Regions from separate parts of the Mus musculus genome. Here region 1 is linked to region 2. Evidence: chromatin loops called from intact Hi-C (ENCODE). Cell type or tissue: heart. All regions are shown on one strand. Each heading gives the region's core, and the rest is flanking DNA. Links, peaks and the distances in the headings are about the cores only.

The links. Peaks named below come from ENCODE experiments on the same cell type or tissue, not always from the same donor. Only the 100,000 strongest peaks of a DNase experiment are listed, where the experiment ranks them.
Region 1: a loop joins it to region 2, with 4 times the contacts of the local background. A loop is called at or near these places in 28 of 42 quality-filtered maps.

Annotation. Positions count from the first base shown.
Region 1 is chr8:88,260,611-88,270,565 of GRCm38, forward strand. It overlaps a transcript of Tent4b not described here. Among named protein-coding and RNA genes, the nearest start is that of Adcy7, 29 kb to the right of the region's middle. In heart, for the core only: a CTCF peak has its summit at 8,691; a DNase peak (open chromatin) is centred at 5,721; H3K27me3 peaks cover 1,272 bases.
Region 2 is chr8:88,358,843-88,368,573 of GRCm38, forward strand. It overlaps Brd7 (bromodomain containing 7), which reads right to left and starts at 3,330. Exons shown (of 17, transcript NM_012047.3): 1 at 3,064-3,330; 2 at 2,660-2,868. The coding sequence starts at 3,112. In heart, for the core only: CTCF peaks have their summits at 1,360 (motif pointing left) and 3,404 (motif pointing left); DNase peaks (open chromatin) are centred at 3,129, 3,359 and 4,219; H3K4me3 peaks cover 3,143 bases; H3K27ac peaks cover 2,072 bases; H3K27me3 peaks cover 367 bases.

The DNA.
Region 1 (9,955 bases), core at 1,234-9,233, 97 kb before region 2:
GGATGTTAGGACAGGCTGTTGTCCAGCTGGCCTCAAACTTGAGGTCATCTTGCCCCACCCTCCCCAGTGCCAGCACTAACTGTGCCCTGCTTGTGAAGGGCGTCTGCAATGGTGTCTTGCTTCGGAATCTTCAGTCACCTGTGTTCTTCTCATCCCCTCCTGCGGCAGTGAGTATGTATGGTGTACAGTGGCCCCTGGGTTAGTGCTTGAAAGGCAAGAGAGTCAGAAAGAAAAGGTGAAAATGGGCACTGTGGAATCCTGATGCCGTGGCCTGTCCTGTGCTTGTTTGAGTGACCTTCCTGATAACCAGGGAGAGGCTCAAAGAATGTTCTCTGGAAGTTACCACCGTGATGAGTCCTGCGTTCTTTTTTTGCAGTCCCAGAGTTTGGCTGGTGAGCAGTTAAGAACTGCTCTGTTCCCTTCATCCTATTTGCTTGAGGTTTTGTATTGCCCAGAAACAAAGAATATTCACAGAGAATTGGCTCTAATACAATTAACTTTAAGAAGTAATTGTTAAGCTATTAGATAAACCCAGTTATCGTTGATAGATGCTGAAATGTTACTTGGCAATCTCCAAGCCCATGAAACAGTTGTTGAGGCGAGCTCATCTGTGGGTCTCTAGCCCTAGCTGTTCTGGGACTCAGAGATCCACCTGCCTCTCCTTCCCACGTGCTAGGTAAAAGGGCGAGCTACAATATCTGGCTTGAAACCATCTTAATGAGAAAGCAGCATCCGCCGGAAGCAGTTAGTGAGCCAAGGCTTGTGTCAGGGTTGCTCTTTAAGCTCGGCCTGTTACAGTTGTAATTTCTATGAGGTAGCAGTTCATCTAGTGGGGTGCTGAGAAGGTGCGGGGCGCCTGGGAACAGGGCTCCTTAAGAGTATTGTCATTTTGTCTCTTCGGAACTTCAAGAGCTCCAGAGTGATTTCCTGCTCCTGTATCAAATTGCCTGTAGGTAGAATAAGTGGAAAAGAGCCCTCTCAGTATTTCACATAGCTCAGACCTGGGAGCTTCTCTGTGGAAGTCAGCTTTAAGACAGTCTGGTCAAGCCGGGCGGTGGTGGTACACGCCTTTAATCCCAGCACTCGGGAGGCAGAGACAGGCGGATTTCTGAGTTCGAGGCCAGCCTGGTCTACAAAGTGAGTTCCAGAACAGCCAGGGCTATACAGAGAAACCCTGTCTCGAAACGCCAAAAAAAAAAAAAAGACAGTCTGGTCAGTTAACCGATTGCTTAGTTTACTCTAATCAGAGGCTTGTTTTGAGTAAGTATTTGACCTACTAAAGGTTTGCCCTTAATCCCTGGTCCAAAAGAGGCAACCGAGAGAGGGGCAGCAGAGGGGGCCTCAGCTGGCTGTCCTGGGAGTGTGAGGCCTAAGAATGTCCTCAACTTTGTGGGGATGGAACAAGAAATCATGTATTGTAGTGAATCTGTTTGATAGTTTTACATTTCAATTGGGTTCTTTTTTTTCTTTTTTTAAATAGGGAAATGGGTTTATCTGTAGTCTGAGCCAGACTGACATTCCTGTCCCTTGTCACTCCCTCAGCTGTGTGTTCCTGCAGCGTCCCTGATGGAGAGGGCCTCTGTTACGGAGTCTCGAGGAACTTTACATTAAAAGTGCTTTGGGGATGGTGGGGCTCAGAGTGGCTGTTCCTGGGTTGGGGTGGGAGCTTGGAGAAGCACTACAGCCAGTACCCATTGGGGTGTGGAGCTCGCCTCAGTACCCAGACTTGAGTCATCATTCTCATTCTTGGACTGGAGCGCAAACTCATTTTCCTCTTTCCCTGGGTTCCATGCCATTTACAGCTGTACAGTTTAGCCTCTTAGATTTTCACTATGAAACTTGGTCGCTAGGTTTAGTCTCTGGCTTTGTTTGTTTGTTTGTTTGTTTGTTTTCGAGACAGGGTTTCTCTGTGTAGCCCTGGCTGTCCTGGCACTCACTTTGTAGACCAGGCTGGCCTCGAACTCAGAAATCCGCCTGCCTCTGCCTCCCAAGTGCTGGGATTAAAGGCATGCGCCACCACGGCCGGCTCTAGTCTCTGGCTTTTAAGATTCCCTGTTACATTACACTGAGGTTTCCAAATCTTTGAAAGTTCAGCAATCCTGTGACTCTCCACACTTCGCATTGCTAGGGAGCGCTGCTGCTTCCATGTGTATCGTTAAAGGGGGGAAGGAACAGTAGCGACCGGTGCTGGTTTTGGACACAGTGGGGAAGACCACTGAGGTCAACACTCCTCTCTGGTAGCACATCCTATAGACTTGCTTATAAGTCGGGCGACGTCCACTTGCTTGTGTCTAACCAGCTCTCTGTTTATTTTCTTTGATAGCATTGCCTTCAGTGTTAAGCAACGCAGACGCTCATGAGGTGCTGGAGGTCTGAGCCCTCAACTCTCCAGTCTTGTCTAGTTTCCGCTGCAGAGGCACTAAAGGAATTTACCAGAAAGAGATTTGATACAAATGGTTTATGAAATCTCGACATTTCCTGAGGCCATGTGACTAGCCACCAGTGACGAAAACAGTGAATTTCACACCCGGAAGCTTTTTTTTTTTTTTTTTTTTTTTTTTAAGCTCACAGTGTCTTCAAAGATGTCAGTTGTTTGCCTTGAAAGTTTATAAATTGCTCTTCTATGCACACACACCCCATCCCACGGGGCTCATTATTCACAGTCTGCAGTTCAATAAAGGCTTTGTGCTTTCATTTATCTTAAGAACTGTGGGTATGAGCTTTGTAAAACCGGAATAGCTACTTAAAGAAAACTTCTAAATACGGCAGCATTTAGACAGTGGACATTTCCTTGCTGCTGACGGCAAAACTCCTTTGTTCTTAACAAATGCTGCCAGGGGGAGACATTCCACCACACCCAGGACGAAGCTGGAAACCTTTGGGTATTTGTAGTAGTGGCCCAGCTCTTTGGTTGGGTTGGGTTGGTTTTGGTTGGTTGGTTTGAGATAGGAACTCATGTAGCCCTAACTGATTAAGAACCCATTTCCCAAGTACTGGGATCAAAGGCATGCCCCACCATGCCCAGTTTTATCTTGCTCCTTAAACTTAACAGCTGTAAGGAACTGCATTACTCTGCTGTAGGTTTGGTGGAGCAAGGCTCGGAGCAGTGAGGAAAAGGGCTGTGGATGGGGCTGGATGATGGACGCCTTGTCCAGCATGCTGGAGGTCCAGGGTCCGAACCTCAGTACTACTGGATGGAGGGAAGGTCCGAAATGGTGGTCTGAGAGGCAGGGTTATTGGCTGGTTTTAGGATTGTGCAAGGGAGTGGCTAGGTTGTAGTCCTTTGCCTGCGACCCCACTGAGAAAGCCAAGCTGATTGGTGTCAAGTGGCCCCGCTGTGGATAGACTGGCCAGGAGACGCCAGCTGTGCCTGCAGACTCCTGCTCACTTCTTGAGAGCTCCGGAGAAACAAGAACGCTTTTCGGTAGTATCTGAACAAATTCATAGTAAATGACAGGATGCGCTCATTATAACACAGGGTAGTTCCACCAGTCTACCTAGACACTGAATTTGTGCATGTGTGCTCCATTGTGAAGAAATCCAGGTAAATATCTAAATAGTTTTGATTTTTTTTCCTTTGACTCCCGAGTCCTGCTTAGTCATCCTAGAGCTACATTTTAATACTGTCAGTAGCCTAAGCTAATTTTTGTGCATATTCCCATATCAACATGTTGGGGTGTGGGAGTGCCTCTATCACAGTTGGTCATACAGTACCACAGCTCTCCTGTGGTCTGCACATGTGCAGAAGTAGTCCTTACTGTATATTGTACTGGCCGGTGGCAGTTGCTTTGGTAAATCATTGAGGTAAATGCCCTGACACTAAGACACCAGTGGACTTCCATGCAGTGCCCAGAGCTCTCAGCATACCTTAAACACAGACTTTAGAAAGTTGATAGAATGACACTCCTGAGCCAGGGTTTTGGTTTTTTTCTTGTTTTCAAAAAGATTTATTTTATGTATATTAGTATACTGTCACTCTCTTCAGACACACCAGAAGAGGGCATCAGATCCCATTACTTGTGAACCACCATGTGGTTGCTGGGAACTGAATGCAAGAGCAGTCAGTGCGCTTAACCACTGAGCCAACTCTCCAGCCCTTGAACCAAGTTTTCTAAGAAAGTAAAAATCCCCTTTTTTTACCCACAAGATCTTTCTATGTACACTAGGATGACTTTGAACTCTGGTCTTTCTGCCTTGTTTCCTCATGTCAGGATTATAAGTGTGTACCACACCGGCTTCAGGATTACTTTCTTAGCCAAAGTTGTTTTGGGAAGTTTCTTGTCTTTGTTGTTTGTTGTTGTTGTTGTTGTTGTTGTAAGGCCAGGATCTTAAGTAGCCCAGACTAGCTTCAAACATGGTATATATCCAAAGATGATCTTGTATTTTTGGTTCCCTTGGCTGCCCCTCAAATGCTGGGATGCACCACCACATCCCGATAACTTGTTGCTAGTAATCAAAGCCAGGCCCTTGTGCATAGTAGGCAGACACGCCACAGCTGAGCTAAGTCCCCAGCCTGTCTTTTGGTTCTTCTCCTTAAATGTCACAGTGCAGCAGAGTCATCCCGAACAGCACTCCACTCCCTTTGCCATTTTCCACTTTTAAGGAAAGGAGCCTTGCTTTGGGCAACACTGGGGAGGGGGGAAGGCCAATTCTTTGATCATTTTCTACCATCTGCCTGTTAACACTCCACCTTTTAAACCAGGTGGAGTGTCAATCCCAGCACTCGGGAGACGGTGGTGGTGCACGCCTTTAATCCCAGCACTCGGGAGGTAGAGGCAGGCGAATTTCTGAGTTCGAGGCCAGCCTGGTCTACAGAGTGAGTTTCAGGACAGCCAGGACAGCCAGGGCTATACAGAGAAACCCTGTCTCAAAAAAACAAAACAAAACAAAAAAAAGCACTCCACCTTTTGTTGTTTTGTAGCTCTGCCTGTCCCAGAACTCACCATGTAGACCAGGCTGGCTTTGAACTTACATTTCAGGTTTGGGGTAAGGAGGAAGGGCTCCCCACCAGAACAACTGGATCCCAGTTATTTGAAGTAGACAGGGCCAGAGCTGCTGTGTGGTTTTTGAGGCTAAATTGGGGGGAGGGGGCGGGGACCAAAAGCCATCTGGTGGTGAGGAATTCCACAGTCTTCTGGTGCACAACAGTGTTTGAAAGCTGTTCTCCTCAGGCCACATTCTTGAGTCTTGCGGCTTGAGTCTTTGCTGGCATTCCATAGTGAGCCAGTCTGGGTTGACCAGCTTAACTAAGAGATGCAAGATTTTTGGCTTTTAATTGGGAACATTTTGCCTTTTAAGTAAAATGTTTTAAATTCCTTGTTTGTCTAAGAAGACCATTTTAAAACCAAGGAACTAGGGATCTGAAATAACCCACCTGTGTAAAACACACACTCTGTGTGTGTGTGTGTGTGTGTGTGTGTGTGTGTGTGTGTGTGTGTGTGTGTGTGTGTGTGTGTGTCTGTGTCTGTGTCTGTGTCTGTCTGTGTGACTTAATTTCATTTTATATTGTGTGTACATTTAAAGCCTGTAACATTTAAAGCATTTAAAACCTTTTGGAAGTTGTGGGATTCAGAGGAACTGCCCAAAGGATGGATACAAGTAGATGGTGCCTTTTCTTTCTTTTGTTTCTTTTAAAAAATAAAGGATGTATTTTCGTTTTTCTGTGTGAGCTTTGGCTGGTTTCTGTATGTACTGTGCTCATGCAATGCTCACCGCGGCCAGAAGAGGGCATCAGATCCCCTGGACCTGGAGTGACTGCTGTGAGCCATCTATCTTGAGTTAGGAATCCAGGTCCCCTTCAAGAGCTGTAAGCACTCTTAACCGCTGAGGCATCTCTTCAACCCCTAGAAAGATGTCTTAATGTTTAATGTTAACAATAAAAGAGAAGGAGGAGCTGATTAAAAGCTGAAGTGGCCTCTTGAAATGGAATATCCATTTTCAGAAGATTGACCACTCAGTTTCAGCTTCGTACCTCCAGCTTGCACTTAGGGCGCCAGGAATGTGGCTTTTCTTGAGCACTCTTCAAAGGACCGTAAGGGGGTTGCGCCAGGCCTCTCAGATTAAAATCCACTTCAACACCAAGTGCTTCCAAGTACCAGGCTTAACCTCGTCCCCACAGGCGAGGAGACAGGAAAGACCTGTCTGGAGTGAGGCAGAGAGCAAGGGTCTTGGGCCCTGCCAAGAAGGTGCAAAAAAGCATATATTTGGGGAGAAGGGGAAGGTGTTGTGATGCCAAGGCATTCTGAATGTCTCCCCCAACTTCTAGGGGAGCCACTTCCAAAGTGGTGAGCCACTGCCGCCACTTCTCACGTTTTAGGTTTTGAAATTAAGTGTTGACTTCCCAATACCCTTAAGTCTCTACGCCGGGGCCTCCTCTGAGTAATTTTCCTGAGTGCAGTGGTCACAGTCGCTATGACTCCAAATGGCTGTTCTTATCAGCCATTTGTGCAATACAGTGAGTGGGGCAGGGGACGTGGGTGTTGTACCTGGAATCGCATGCTCTGCGGTGAGCTACACCCTCAGTGTTTTTATTTTTCCAGAAGCGTTAGTTTAGCACCTGAGCCTAAACTCCGTGGGTGTGTGAAACCTTGCAAATCAGCCAGCTGCACCAGGTGTTTTGTCACAGTCGCCGGGTCGCCTGAGGCTTCGGGCAGGTGTGCTTGAAGTGCAGGTGTTTGCTTGCCTGAACATCCCCCTCCTCCCCTGAAGCTTGCCTTCACTTGTGCACACCACAGCTCAGCTCAGTTTCCTGGATTTCCCTCTTGGTAAAGTCTTGGCTGGGTGTCTGCCCATCTCGCTTCCTGTGCGCAGGCTGTAAATGTCTGAAAGAGCTCTGCGTTTGTGTTCAGTTGGAAGTTTTGCTGGATATAGAGTTCTGACTGGGAAACGTCTCTCAGAAGCCGAAAGCATCATTTTCAGTGTCTTTAAGAATCCCAGATTGGAAGCAGAGGCAGGCGGATTTCTGACTTCAACGCCAGCCTGGTCTACAAAGTGAGTTCCAGGACAGCCAGGGCTATAAAAAAAAAAAAAAAAAAAAAAAAAAAAAAAAAAAAAGAATCCCAGATTGGCATGATGGTTTTTCCTCTCAGAACTTTTGGGATTTCCTCCTTTCTGCCACGTTCTGAAACATTACTGTATGGACAGAGAGTCTTCTCTGTTGCAGAGGGAACTTCTCATTACCAGGGTTCCATTGGTGGCTCATAGCCTTCAGACACCTGATTTTTTTTTTTTTTTTTTTTTGGTTTTCCAGACAGGGTTTCTCTGTATAGCCCTGGCTGTCCTGGAACTCACTCTGTAGACCAGGCTGGCGTCCAAGTCAGAAATCTGCCTGCCTCTGCCTCCCAAGTGCTGGGATTAAAGGCGTGTGCCACCACTGCCCGGCGACACCTGAATTCTCATTTACTCCGATCTCTAAGGATTTCCCAGGAATTCCACATTTGTTCAAATATTGGGTGACCTGCACAGAGAGCCTCTATTTGTCTATTTTCCTTCCATATTCATGAAGGTGCGGCCAAGGTTGCTATGGAAATGTTGATAACAGGAACATGGGATGTCTGCTGGGGAAATTTGTAGGCATCCAGTAGGACAGCCCTAGAGATAGCCTATGTGAGCCACAGGAGGCAAGGCTGTAGATATGGGGGCCCCTGAGGCATCTGGAGCCTTAGGATTCACTGTGTGTCTTTTTGGGCTTGGAGCTGTCTTTTGTCCACTCGTGTGGTCATGTTGCCAATGTCCACATTTCTCTTGGCATTCTGGTCTCTGTACTCCCGCCAGAATGGCCTGCTAAGCTCTGCTTACAGCTTGCTTTATCCATCAGCACCAAACCTTTCCAGAAACTGAGTCTGAAGGCTGATGAAACCCGTGGTCAGCTTTACCACACCAGCAGCCCCACTTCTCAGTACCCATCACCTAGACAGACGTGTCACTTTTCTTGTTGCTATGGCCAAGCACCTGACAGAAGCAACTTAGTGGAACAGGGTTGTTGTGGCCCATGACTTCAGTCCGCCAGGCATGGCGGAGGAAACTGCTCACTTGGTGGTGGGGGATCAGGAAGCAGAAAACTCAGGCAAGACTAGAATCAGAGTGGATATAACCTTCAGAGGCTCACCTCCTGTACCTCACTTCTGCCAGGCAGGCCTCACAGACCCGTCTCAAACACGAGCTTGTGGGTGTTTGGTTAACTTTTCTTGAGAAGACAAATTTCTTCTTCTTCCTCTTCTTCTTCTTTCTTCTTCTTCTTCTTCTTCTTCTTCTCCTCCTCCTCCTCCTTCTTTTTTCTTCTTTTCTTCTTTCTTCTTCTTTTCTTCTTTCTTCTTTTTCTTCTTTTCTTCTTCCTCCTCCTCTTCCTCTTCTTCTTCTTCTTCTTCTTCTTCTCCTCCTCCTCCTCCTCCTTTTTTCTTCTTTTCTTCTTTCTTCTTTTTTCTTCTTTTCTTCTTTCTCCTCCTCCTCCTCCTCCTCCTCCTCCTCCTCCTCCTCCTCCTCCTCCTCCTCCTCCTCCTCCTCCTCCTCCTCCTCCTCCTCCTCCTCCTCTTCTTCTTCTTCTTCTTCTTCTTCTTCTTCTTCTTCTTCTTCTTCAAGGTTTATTTATGTGGGGGCTGGAGAGATGGCTTAGCAGTTAAGAGCATCAACTGCTCTTCCAGAGGTCCTGAGTTCAATTCCCAGCAACCACATGGTGGCGCACAACCATCTGTAATGGGATCCGATGCTCTCTTCTGGTGTGTCTGAAGACAGCTATGTGTACTCATATATGTAAAATAAAGACTTATATGTTTGGGTGTTTTGCCTAGATGTATGTATATGCACCATGTGAATGTCTGGTGCCTGCAGACAGTGTCAGATCCCCTGGAATGTGAAGACATCAACAGTTGTGAGCTCTATATGGGTGCTAGGAACTGAACATGGGTCCTTCACAAGAGTCACCAGTACTCTACCCATTGAGCTCTCTCTCCAACTCCAGACATGAACAAGTTCTACTCGTCCCAAATAGAGTGCTAACAACAAGTCCAAAGGAACAACCCTGTCTGGCACAGCCTGGCAAACCACAGGATTACTTACGAGAGTGTGGGTGACCCTCCCCCCGCCCCTAGGCAGTTGCATTATTAAACAGCTGCACAGAGGATTATGTAAAACCTGCATAGACAGGGTTTCCCCATTCAGCCTTCCACCTCCTGACAGCGCTTCCCCAGACCACACAGCCAGGCATATACAGAGCTGTGGTGTGGCTGGGTCTGTGCACCCCATAACTACCGCACTGGGTCTGTGCCCCCCATAACTACAGCACTGGGTCTGTGCCCCCCATAACTACAGCACTGGAGGTGGAGGTGATGGAGACAAATGGACACTTAAGAGTTCAGTGGCCAGCTACTCTAGCCAAACATAAATTCAGGCTCAGTGAGAGACCCTTTCTCTTTTCTTTCTTTTCGCCTCCTCCTCCTTCTTCCTCATCCTCCTGCTGCTCTTGCAGACTACCCAAGTTTGGTTTTCAGAACCCACATGGCAGCTCTCAATCCTAACTTTTGCAGGCACATACATAGATGAGGCGAAACACTCATACACGGACTGGAGAGATGGCTCAGTGGTTAAGAGCACTTGTTGCTCTTTCAAAGGACCAGGGTTCTATTCCCAGAACCCACACAGCAGTTCCAGGAGGCCTGACACCCCTTCTGGCCTCTTCAAGTACTGCATACCCGGTGTACAGATGAACATGCAGGTAACACCCATACACCTGAACTAATTGGGGGCTGGAGAGATGGCTCAGTGGTTAAGAGCATTTGATCTTCCAGAGATCCTGAGTCCAATTCCCAGCAACCACATGGTGGCTCACAACCCATCTGTAGCAGGATCCAATACCCTCTTCTGGAGACAGCTATAGTGTACTCCTATACATAAAATAAACAATTCTTTAAAAAAAAAAATAAGCCTTTTAAAAAAAACCGTAGAAAGTCAAGCACCCCAA
Region 2 (9,731 bases), core at 1-8,000:
GATGTATGTATGTACGTATGTATGTATGTATGTATGTATGTGCCTAGGTATGTGCATGGACACCACATGGATGCAGTGCACTGAAGGCCAGAAGAGGGCATCAGAAATCCTGGAACTGGAGTTAGAGGCGGTTGTGAGCTGCATGCGATGAGGGCTGGGAACAGAGCACAGGTCCCTTTGAAGAGCAAGTGCCTCTTAACAGCTCTCCAGTCCAAATCTGAAATTTTATTTATAAACTCGGTGCTGCAATGAAACCAGTAAAGCTAAACTACATGCTGGGATGAAGAATGTGAGACACAAACACTCATGAAAGGGAGACCAGCAGTAGATAAATGTTTACAAATCCATGTAAAGACGAAAAAGACATCACAGAGAGGATGTGAAACCTAGCACAGGCTCCCAAACTCAGGACTGATGAGCTTCAAAACTAAAGGGCAGGGCTAGAGAGGTCCAGCAGCAATTAAGAGGACTGGCTGCTCTCCTAGAGGACCTGGGTTTGATTCACAGAGTGGCTCACAACTCCAGAACCATAGGATTTAAGGCCTTCTTTTCACTTCTAATGGGCACCAGGCATTCAGTGGCATACGGATGTACACACAGCAAAACACCCATCCACATTAAAAAATAAAATAAAGATTTGAAAGATAAGTCTCTCTAATGGGCAAAATTTAAATGTATGAACAAGTTGCTATAAAAATGTGGAGTAATAAGACACTGATGCTTTCTAGACCTGTGCTTCTCAACCTTCCAGTGACCCCAGCACAGTTCCTCATACTGTGCTGACCCCAGCCACTGAAATTATTTTGTTGCTACTTCGTAACTGTAACTTTGCTGTTACTGCTAGGTGACCTCTGTGAAAGGGTCACTCTACCCCAAAAGGGGTTGAGACCACAGGCTGGGGACCAGGTGGCTGGCTGGTCAGGAACCCCAGAGTTACTGACCTAAAGGTACAAAGTAGAGCCTGAGAACAGACTGCCAAGCAGTGACCACCAAAGCAACACCCACGTGACCTGGAAACTTTTAAGATGTACATTCTTGAGCTCAGAAGATAAAGTTGAGTTCTCTCCTAAACAACACAAAAAACTAAGACAGAGAATAAAAACATTAGAGGGAAGAAAGTGATCAGAGAGGTACTCCAGTCACTAAACACCTGAGTTGAAAGCACAGCATCTACTGTAAAGTGACGATGCAGGAGAGAGGCAATCCCAAAGTTCCAAGAAAGCAAATGCTGGTCACAGGCTAAATCAGGGCGCTGACCAGCAGCCAGAAAAGACATAAAGTCTGCTGAATTGGTGCCTACATTGGACAGCTTACAGCTGCCTGTAACTCCAGCTCTAAGGAATTTGACACCCCCTTCTGGGCTCCACAAGTACCTACATGCACTTAACCCCATGTCCTAAATTTTAAAATTCTGAGAGAAAATATCTTTCAATTTAAATTTCTGTTCTGACTCAAACTCTGTATCTGTATGAGAAGTCTACCCAAGGGCAAGGATTTTTAAATATGAAAAGCATACCAAAATCTACCTGTTCAAAGTTTTTCTTAGGCTTCTCAGCCAGCGATGGTGGCCCACATGCATAATCCCAGCAAAAGGAAAACCAGAATGACGGACATACACTGAGTTCTAGGCCAGCTGCATACCTGATGCCCAAATACCCACGAATATAATCAAGACAAGCCTTGTCGAACTCATAGGTAAAACAATTTACATGTTCACTTTCAAAACTCTCAGTTAAAACAAAGACTCATGCCTGTGTGCTTTTGTAATTTAGGAAATGAAAATATAAGCCAGCCTGACCCAAGACTGTGACTATTGCCATAGTCAAGCTAAAGGTCATAAAATTCTGGGCAAAAAAGAATAAATTTAAAACATTCCTCCCCCCCCCCCCAATAATTTAAGACATTTTAAAGAGACAATCTCTAAGGCTTGGCCACTCATCAATGACTGTATAAAGCAAAGAAAAACTCTAAAACTAAGCCTCAGAAAGGATGACTTTCAAAAAGTACTAACGCATTTTAGTAAGCACTTGAGGGCAGGCAGCTAACATTTTGGAAGGGCAGAATTCTAGGGCAATTCCAGATATGGGTGGACTCACCTTTGAGAAGAAAGTTAACCCGCACTATTCAACCTACCTGGCAAATCAAGACATTAGCTACTTACTCTTTTCTAGTTAATGAAAACGGTTGCTTATTTTGTATTAAGCAGCACAGGTTGGCCGCAGTCTCCTGCGCGCTGAGATCACAGGCACGTGCCATCACGCCGCGCCAGCTCCATTTGTCATTAAAATAACTTATTTCAGGAGAACACTTGGGACACCTGTAGATCGCCTTCACTTCTGAAGAACAGCTACGTTTGACAAACCTCCCAGGCTTTCCGGTGAGTGACTTCTCACCCTTCCAAGACAATTATAAAAAAAACAGCCTTTGAAGGAGTCACGGAAGACCAGGACTCGGCTGCTTACAGGATGTGTGGGGACAGCACGGGTGCTCGAGAGGACACTTGGGACAAGACTTGCTGAGCGCCCAGGTGACCCAGGCTTCTGGTCTGTCTCACTCCTCCACAAAGCCAGACTTCCCAGACGTCTGGGTGTCGCACTGGAACAGGCTAAGGAGGCTGGGAACTGGAGCCCGGGGCCATAAGCAACAAAGCCCCCTTTACCTTGACTCTTCTCCGTTTTCTCCCCTTCTCTTCCCCCGGAGCCTGCTTCTCGCCTTTCTTCCTCTTTTTCCGTTTTCTGTCCTTGTGTTTGTCATGGTCGCTTCTGTCTTCGAAGAGGCTGGAGTCGTGCCCGGAGCTGCCCGTGGAGAGCTCGGTGACCTCGCTCCCCCCGACTTTGAGGACCAGCTTCAGGGGCTTCTCCACGTACTCTGAAACAAGAGCAGGACGCGGGGCTGAGCCGGGGCCGGCCGAGGGCGGGCGCCCCACCTCCCAGCGCCCCACGAACCCCCGCCGGGACCGGCAGGCCCGAGTCGAACGCCGCCCCGCCGGGGGCGATCTCCGCGGGTCGGGGCCTTGCGGGCAGGGGACGGCGCGGCTCCGCAGGCAGGCCAGCCGCTCCTCACCCTCGTAGAAGTGGCGGTCCGACTTGTGCTTCTTGTGCTTCTTGCCCATGTCCGACCGGGCCCCAGAGCCCGCCCCCCGCGCCAGGCCCAGGCCGTGCGGCGCCGCTTCCGGTCCGGGCCAGGCGAGCGGAGGGCGGGAGCGGGGCCCGCGAGAGCCCGCGCCGCGAGGCAGGGGGACGGCACGCGCCCGGCGGCGCGAGGTCCCTCACGAGAAAAAAAAAAAACCACGCGCGGGACGCGACCGAAGCGCGACACCAGTGGCGAGAGGGCGAGAGGCCGGCAAACCAGCGGGAAAGAGAGGCCGCCGAGCGGACGGGATGCGGTCTGCGGCGCGTGGCGGCCCCTGGCGGCCGGAGGCGGCGCTGCAGCCTGTGGTGGAGGGCGGGGCTGCGGCTGGGGGGCGGGCTCAGAGGCGGGGCCTGTCTTGACTTTCTTTTTCCATCCCCGACGCTCTTCCCTGCTTTCCTGAATCCTTTTAACTTTCCTTGGCTTTTGTTTCTTGTCTTTAGCAATATTATTGAACTCCATCTGTACAGGATCGGGCAGACCCAAGAATATGGGTCCTGCCAAGCCTAACGATCTCCGTTCGCTCTCCAGGTTCCACATGAAGGAGAGAATCGACTCCTGAAAGTTGTCCTCTAATGTTTACATTTATATATATTCTTGCACAAATAAATAAATGCATACAGAAAAAAACCAAAACAAAACAAAAACAAAGGCTTGTTCATGATAGAATAAAGCCTCCAAGATGTTAACTAAATGAAACGCACCAAGTGTGCAGCAGTGTTGTTCAAAAGTGAGACCGGAAGTGAAGGTGTGGTCTGGATTCAAAGGCTGGAAACAGTACTGCTTACTTTATTTCAGGTGACCAGGACGGTATAGGGGTGGATTCTTTTACTTTTATGCTTTTCTTTGTGGTTTAAAAAACAATTTATATGCTAAAGTAACTGGAAAGAAAAGGAAGCTAAGGGTCTAGAAATTAGCTAGAACTTGCCTCCGAAAAGGTGGTGGGGTTGCAGCTATTGGCTCCCCAGGGAGGCACAGGCTGCCTGCTGTTTTGTCTGCTTCTCACCCCCATCAGTGCCGTTCCTGTTCTCTTATCTCTGGATGCCCAGCCCTTCTGGGCAGTGGCTCACTGACAATTTTGTCTACTGGCACTTACCCAGATGGGCCACGTTAAGATCTGCTTGTGCTGGGTGTGATGGTGCATGCATGCATGGCTGTGCTGGCCTATCCCGGCCCTCAGGTTGAGGCAGGAGGACTGAATCCCAGACTAGCCAGGGCTACATAGTAACATGCTATCTAAAAATAGAGCTCACTGTTGCATGTGCAGAGATGTCTAGGGAAATAAAGTGCACGCTCTCTCTCTCTCTCTCTGTGTGTGTGTGTGTGAGACAACTTTACAAAATAGCAAGAGCAGGTAATATTCATATTCCCATTTTATAGAGGAGGAAATGGATGCCCAAAGAAATAAGATAGGGGTCAGATGTAGAATCAGTATTCAAATCCAGGCTTGAACTGGAGTCACAATCCTTTTCATTAGTTAGTACACACAGTGCAAAGTGTCTTTACTGCACTTTTAGCCTTCTAGTGGCCTATACATTTTATAAAAATCTCATTTTTTCCTCAAGAAAGAATCTAACCGATCCTTTCTACTGTACTCAGAAGTGGACTTGAGAGTGGAGAGAAGATGCAGGAGTTAAGAACACTTGCTGCTCTTCCAGAAGACCTGGGTTCGGTTCCCAGTACTTACCCCCATCCACCAGCTCACAGCACCTGTAATTCCAATTTCAGGGTGTCTCCTGGCTCTTTAGGCACCTGTGTTCATTTAGTGCACATAGATCCATGCAGCCACACGCACACACATAAATTAAAACAACAACAACAACAAAAACCAACAACAAGTTGGACTCTTGGATGGCTTTTTCCTGGAAGGTTTGTTGTTTATCTTTGTGTGTGGTATGCTAGGTGTGTAAACCCCTGTAGGGAACCTCGAAGTCAGCTCAAGACACTCCAAGGCCAAATTCTCAGCACAAAGATTTACTTGCTTTAGAGGTACAAAGGTCAGGGACTGAGAGACAAAGACAGGAGATAGAGGACACGGAGAAGGGGACAGGAACAAGGGAGAGGAGTAAGGGGTATTTGCCCTTGACAAAGGACTGCCTCTGGATACAAAGGAGACAGACAGTGCTCTTAGGTAAAAGGAGAAAACTGTGTGTTAAGATGAGGTGTTTAATTTTGATTGTGCATGTTAATTAGGTGAGCCAAAGGGGGCTTTTGATGGCTGGACTTCAATACTTTGATAGCTGGACCTTGGTAGGCAATCTCAGGAGGAGGAATTAGCCAAACAAGGGAATAGACCTTGGTGGCTAGCTTTATATATTTAATCTAATGGTTTTGAGCAAGGTAGAGGGAATGGGGAGAAGGACAGGGCCTGTTAGAGCCATGCTTGCCACACTCGAGCTGGCCAGAGTCCCTTTACCGCCACATTTTAGGTAGTGCCGAGCTACCCCTAGACCTGTAGCTTAGCCTTGAATTCCAGTGTTGAGATGATAGGATGATATTTTAGGACCCTGCCATTTGCAAGTGATAGGAAACTGAATTTGAGCTGGGCATAAGGCTCTCATGTTTAATCCAGTACTTGGGAGGCAGGGGCAGGGGAAGGCAGAGGCAGAGGCAGAGGCAGAGGCAGAGGCAGAGGCAGAGGCAGAGGCAGAGGCAGAGGCAGAGGCAGAGGCAGAGGCAGAGGCAGAGGCAGAGGCAGAGGCAGAGGCAGAGGCAGAGGCAGAGGCAGAGGCAGAGGCAGAGGCAGAGGCAGAGGCAGAGGCAGAGGCAGAGGCAGAGGATCTTTGCGAGTTTGAGACCAGCTTGGCTTACAAAGAGTTCCAGGCCAGTCAGGGCTGTTGCCCTGTCTCGATAAACCAAGAGGAGGAGGAGGAAGTGGAAGAGGAGGGAAATGTGGGGGAGGAGGAAGAGGAAGAAGAGGAGGCAGAGGAGGAGAAGGAACAAGAAGAAAAAGAGAGAGAGAGAGAGAGAGAGAGAGAGAGAGAGAGAGAGAGAGAGAAAGGAAGGAAGGAAGAAAGAAAGGAAGGAAGGAAGGAAGAAAGACAGACTCAATGTGAATTATTTCAAGTCAATAAAAAGGAGATTTACCAGTTTACTTGTCTCAAAGGGGAGAGTGGTAAACAAGAATTTGGTGCTATTGGTCCCTACCACACCTTCTCAAGCTTCTATCCACTCCTACCCCATATAGTTGGAAACATGACCACCAGCTGTCGCTAGGATTTTTATGTGTCCTGACAGCGGGGGGGGGGGGGGGAAGGTCTCAGCTTCACCCGGAAAAATCTCAGTGGATGATGTTGGTTGGCTCACTTGAGACATCTAATTTGTAGGTGATTTGGTCCAGCCTGGGTACCAGGTGACCAAAAGGAAGAAAATCTGGGACTGGGCCCGGGAAAATGAGGCTCCTCTAGTAAAGGTAGCTACGTTTTCACAGAAGCCAACTTTGACTCTGTTGCCTTTGTGCTACAACCTCTTTGTGAGGTTGAAGACTCAGGCTGTGTGGGCAAAGGAACTCTGCTGTAGTGAATTCAAGTCCCCAGGACCCTCTAAAGCAGGGGGTCTCAGCCTTCCCAATGCTATGATTCCTTACTCCAGTTCCCCATGGTGTAGTGACCCCCCCAACCGTAAATTATTTTCATTGCTACCTCATAACTGTAATTTTGTTACTGTTATGAAATTGTCATGTGATACCTTTGTTTCTGATGGTCTTAGGTGACCCCTGTGAAAAAGTCAATTCAACCCCAAAAGGATTGAGACCCACAGGTTGAGAGCTGCTGCTCTACTGCTGCAGCTTTTCAGTGGTTGGGTGCAGGGCTTTCTGTTTGAAGACAAGTCTCTGAGCCAGTCACCTGTGGCATGCCTCCTTCCTCCAGGCTGGACTTGGCTTTCCTGCCTGTGCCTGGCCCTGTGTGCTCTCTAAGGGCAGGGATAATTCTGTTCTCTTGGAACATATGGGGCAAGTCAACCACTACTCACTCTCCCAATGCTTCTTAGCGGTCTCGCTCTCTCTCCTCTGCCCTCACCCCTGTATGCCCTGTGATGGAGAAAGAGGACCTGCTTGCTTCATTTATATTTCAGGGTTAGTAGCTTCTGCCTTTAAGAATGACCCTCCAACAGCTGTTGAGGAAACTAAGAGCATGCAGCAGAAGTCTCTGCTTACAAAACTTTTCTGTAAGAACTCCAAGTCATCCACTTTTAAATTCCTAGCTCAAATCCTGTACCTGGCACATGCCATTTGTGCGTCAAATTGATTTTTTTTTCTGCTTGGGACATTCAGATAAGACCTAAGCCCTGGCCAATACCTCAATCATAGTCTTGGACAGACACATATGCAAAGAACCCAGCCTAGCTGCGTCCAGACTCCAGACTCAAAGAAACTTATATTTACTTGAGCCGCTAAGTTTGGGATATAGTAGGATATGAGTTTGGTATAAGTTTGCTATGTAGTAGGCAGTTAAAGTAATATGTCCAGTGGGGACGCTCCATGCTTGCTCTGCATTTGCAAAACAAATTAAAAGAACATGGACGTACTGAATTGTTGCACACAAGATTGTTTCCTATCCTTATTCTGACTTGGCAGAAGGAATGATAGTTCATCTCTATTTAATAGGTGGAGACACTGAGGCCTGGTAAGTCAGGTGACTTATCCCAGGTCACATGACTTGCTGGCCTGAGACTTGAGTCATGCCTACCTTTCCCCCAAGTTCTACTTTTTAACCTATATGCCACGTGGCTCTTTATAGACAGGTCCACCTTGGGTTCTACATGTTTGCAATAGAGTCAGCCTCCATTAAGACCAGGAAGAGGATACATATTGCCAGTGTACACCTGCTAAACAGCAGTGGAAAGTAGTGTAAGGAGCAGAAGGTGTGGCTGCTATTCAGACTTTTGTAGGTCCTGTCGACAAGGACAATGTTAGAAGGACCTGTGTTAGAAGGTGACTGTTTCCTCCCTGGAATAGTTCTGTGATGTCAGAAAGTCAGATTTTGTGACATCTAATGGTATATCTGTGACCCTAATCTGCTTGAAAGGGAAGTTTCCTGGAGAGAGTGGAGATGGAGAACTATCTCACAGAAGAGCAAGGGTTCAGCTCTGGGAGAGGCTCAGGCTGGCTCTGGGCTTTTATTAATGCCCTGATCTCAGCTTTCATCTCTTGCCTTGGCTGCTTCCTTGGAGATGGCTGGCCTCTGGGATCCATCATTGGAAGCAGAGGGTTGCCTTCTTTACCCCAGTGATCTGAGCTGGCCAGATTCCTAGTCACTGCCTTGACTCTTTGGCATCTGCTGTGTTCTGAAAGTTAACCCAGAGGCTGACTTAGTGACCTTGCAGCAACTCCAGAGTATTGTTTAACAGTGGCCTCCAAAATTGAAACAGTCTATCCTCCAGGGAAACTCTTAAAACACAAAGGTAAACATCTCAGCATAGCTTCAGGAAGTCCCTGAAACTGACTAAATTCACTAGGCTCCTCCCTACCAGAGTAAGCAATAAAAGATGAGAGTTCTGCCCAAACAGAAGAAGGCCAAGCTGCGAAAAAAGATTCAGACAAATCAAGCTACACAGAAGACTCTGACATCAGACAAGGCTGCTCAGAAGAAACAGAAACCAGCCAAGGAGCCTGGGTTAAGATTAGTAACAAAGGAGACCCTCCAACCTGTTGAGCTGCCTGCAAGCTATGCTCCAGATTCCCAGCTTTGTGAGCTGTCACATGCTGGAGTGGGCTTTGGTGATGCATCTGTCTTTGAGTCATTTCTGCACCTGTAGTAACTCTTCATCCATATTCCTGTTGTTAACCCCAATTAAACTAATTAGGTCCCCAAGTTAGACTTTTGTGGTATCCATATTTTGATCTGTTGTGGGCTTCCTATCTAGGGTGAGTAGATGTATGTGTTATATCTTCCCTAGGAAAAGTTTGTCACACAACACAGGAGGACAGTACCTATGTCCATCTTGAGGAGGGTGGGGCTGGGCACAGTATAGGCAGTACCTCGTGAAAGACATCTAGATGGGACTGACTACAGGTCTTCTTTGTATTGAGAATACCTTGTTGTGACTGTGACAAACAGGGCTGGGCTGTAGTTCTGTAATAGAGTGGTGTCCAGAATGGACAAACCTCCGAGCTTCATCCCAGCACTGGGAAAAAGTACTGACCAGCAGTTATTGGTTAGCTGACTAGTTGGTGAGAGTTAGCATTGAGTCCCAAGCCAGGGAAACCCTACAGTAGTTCTGGGGAGAGACAGCTGTCCCAAGGCCAGGGTTCATACTTACCAGTTTTGTGACGTTGAGCACATCCCAAGGGGCTCTCTCATTCAGGCCCTCTCTGTCTCCTTCAGTCAGACTTGGTACAACAATATGATGGGTAAAGGGGTTCTGTCCAGAGCATGGCAGGCATGGATCTGGCAAGCTTTGCCCTTCTCCCTGATTTCCTTTGCCTTGCTAAAAATTTTCAGTTCAATTCCCAAAGCTGGCTACCAAGGTCTATTCCCTTATTTGGCCAATTCCTCTTCCCGAGACTGACTACCAAGGTCCAGTTATCAAAGTATTGAAGTCCAGCAATCAAAAGCTCCCTTTGGCTCACCTAATTAACATGCCCAATTGAAATTAAACAC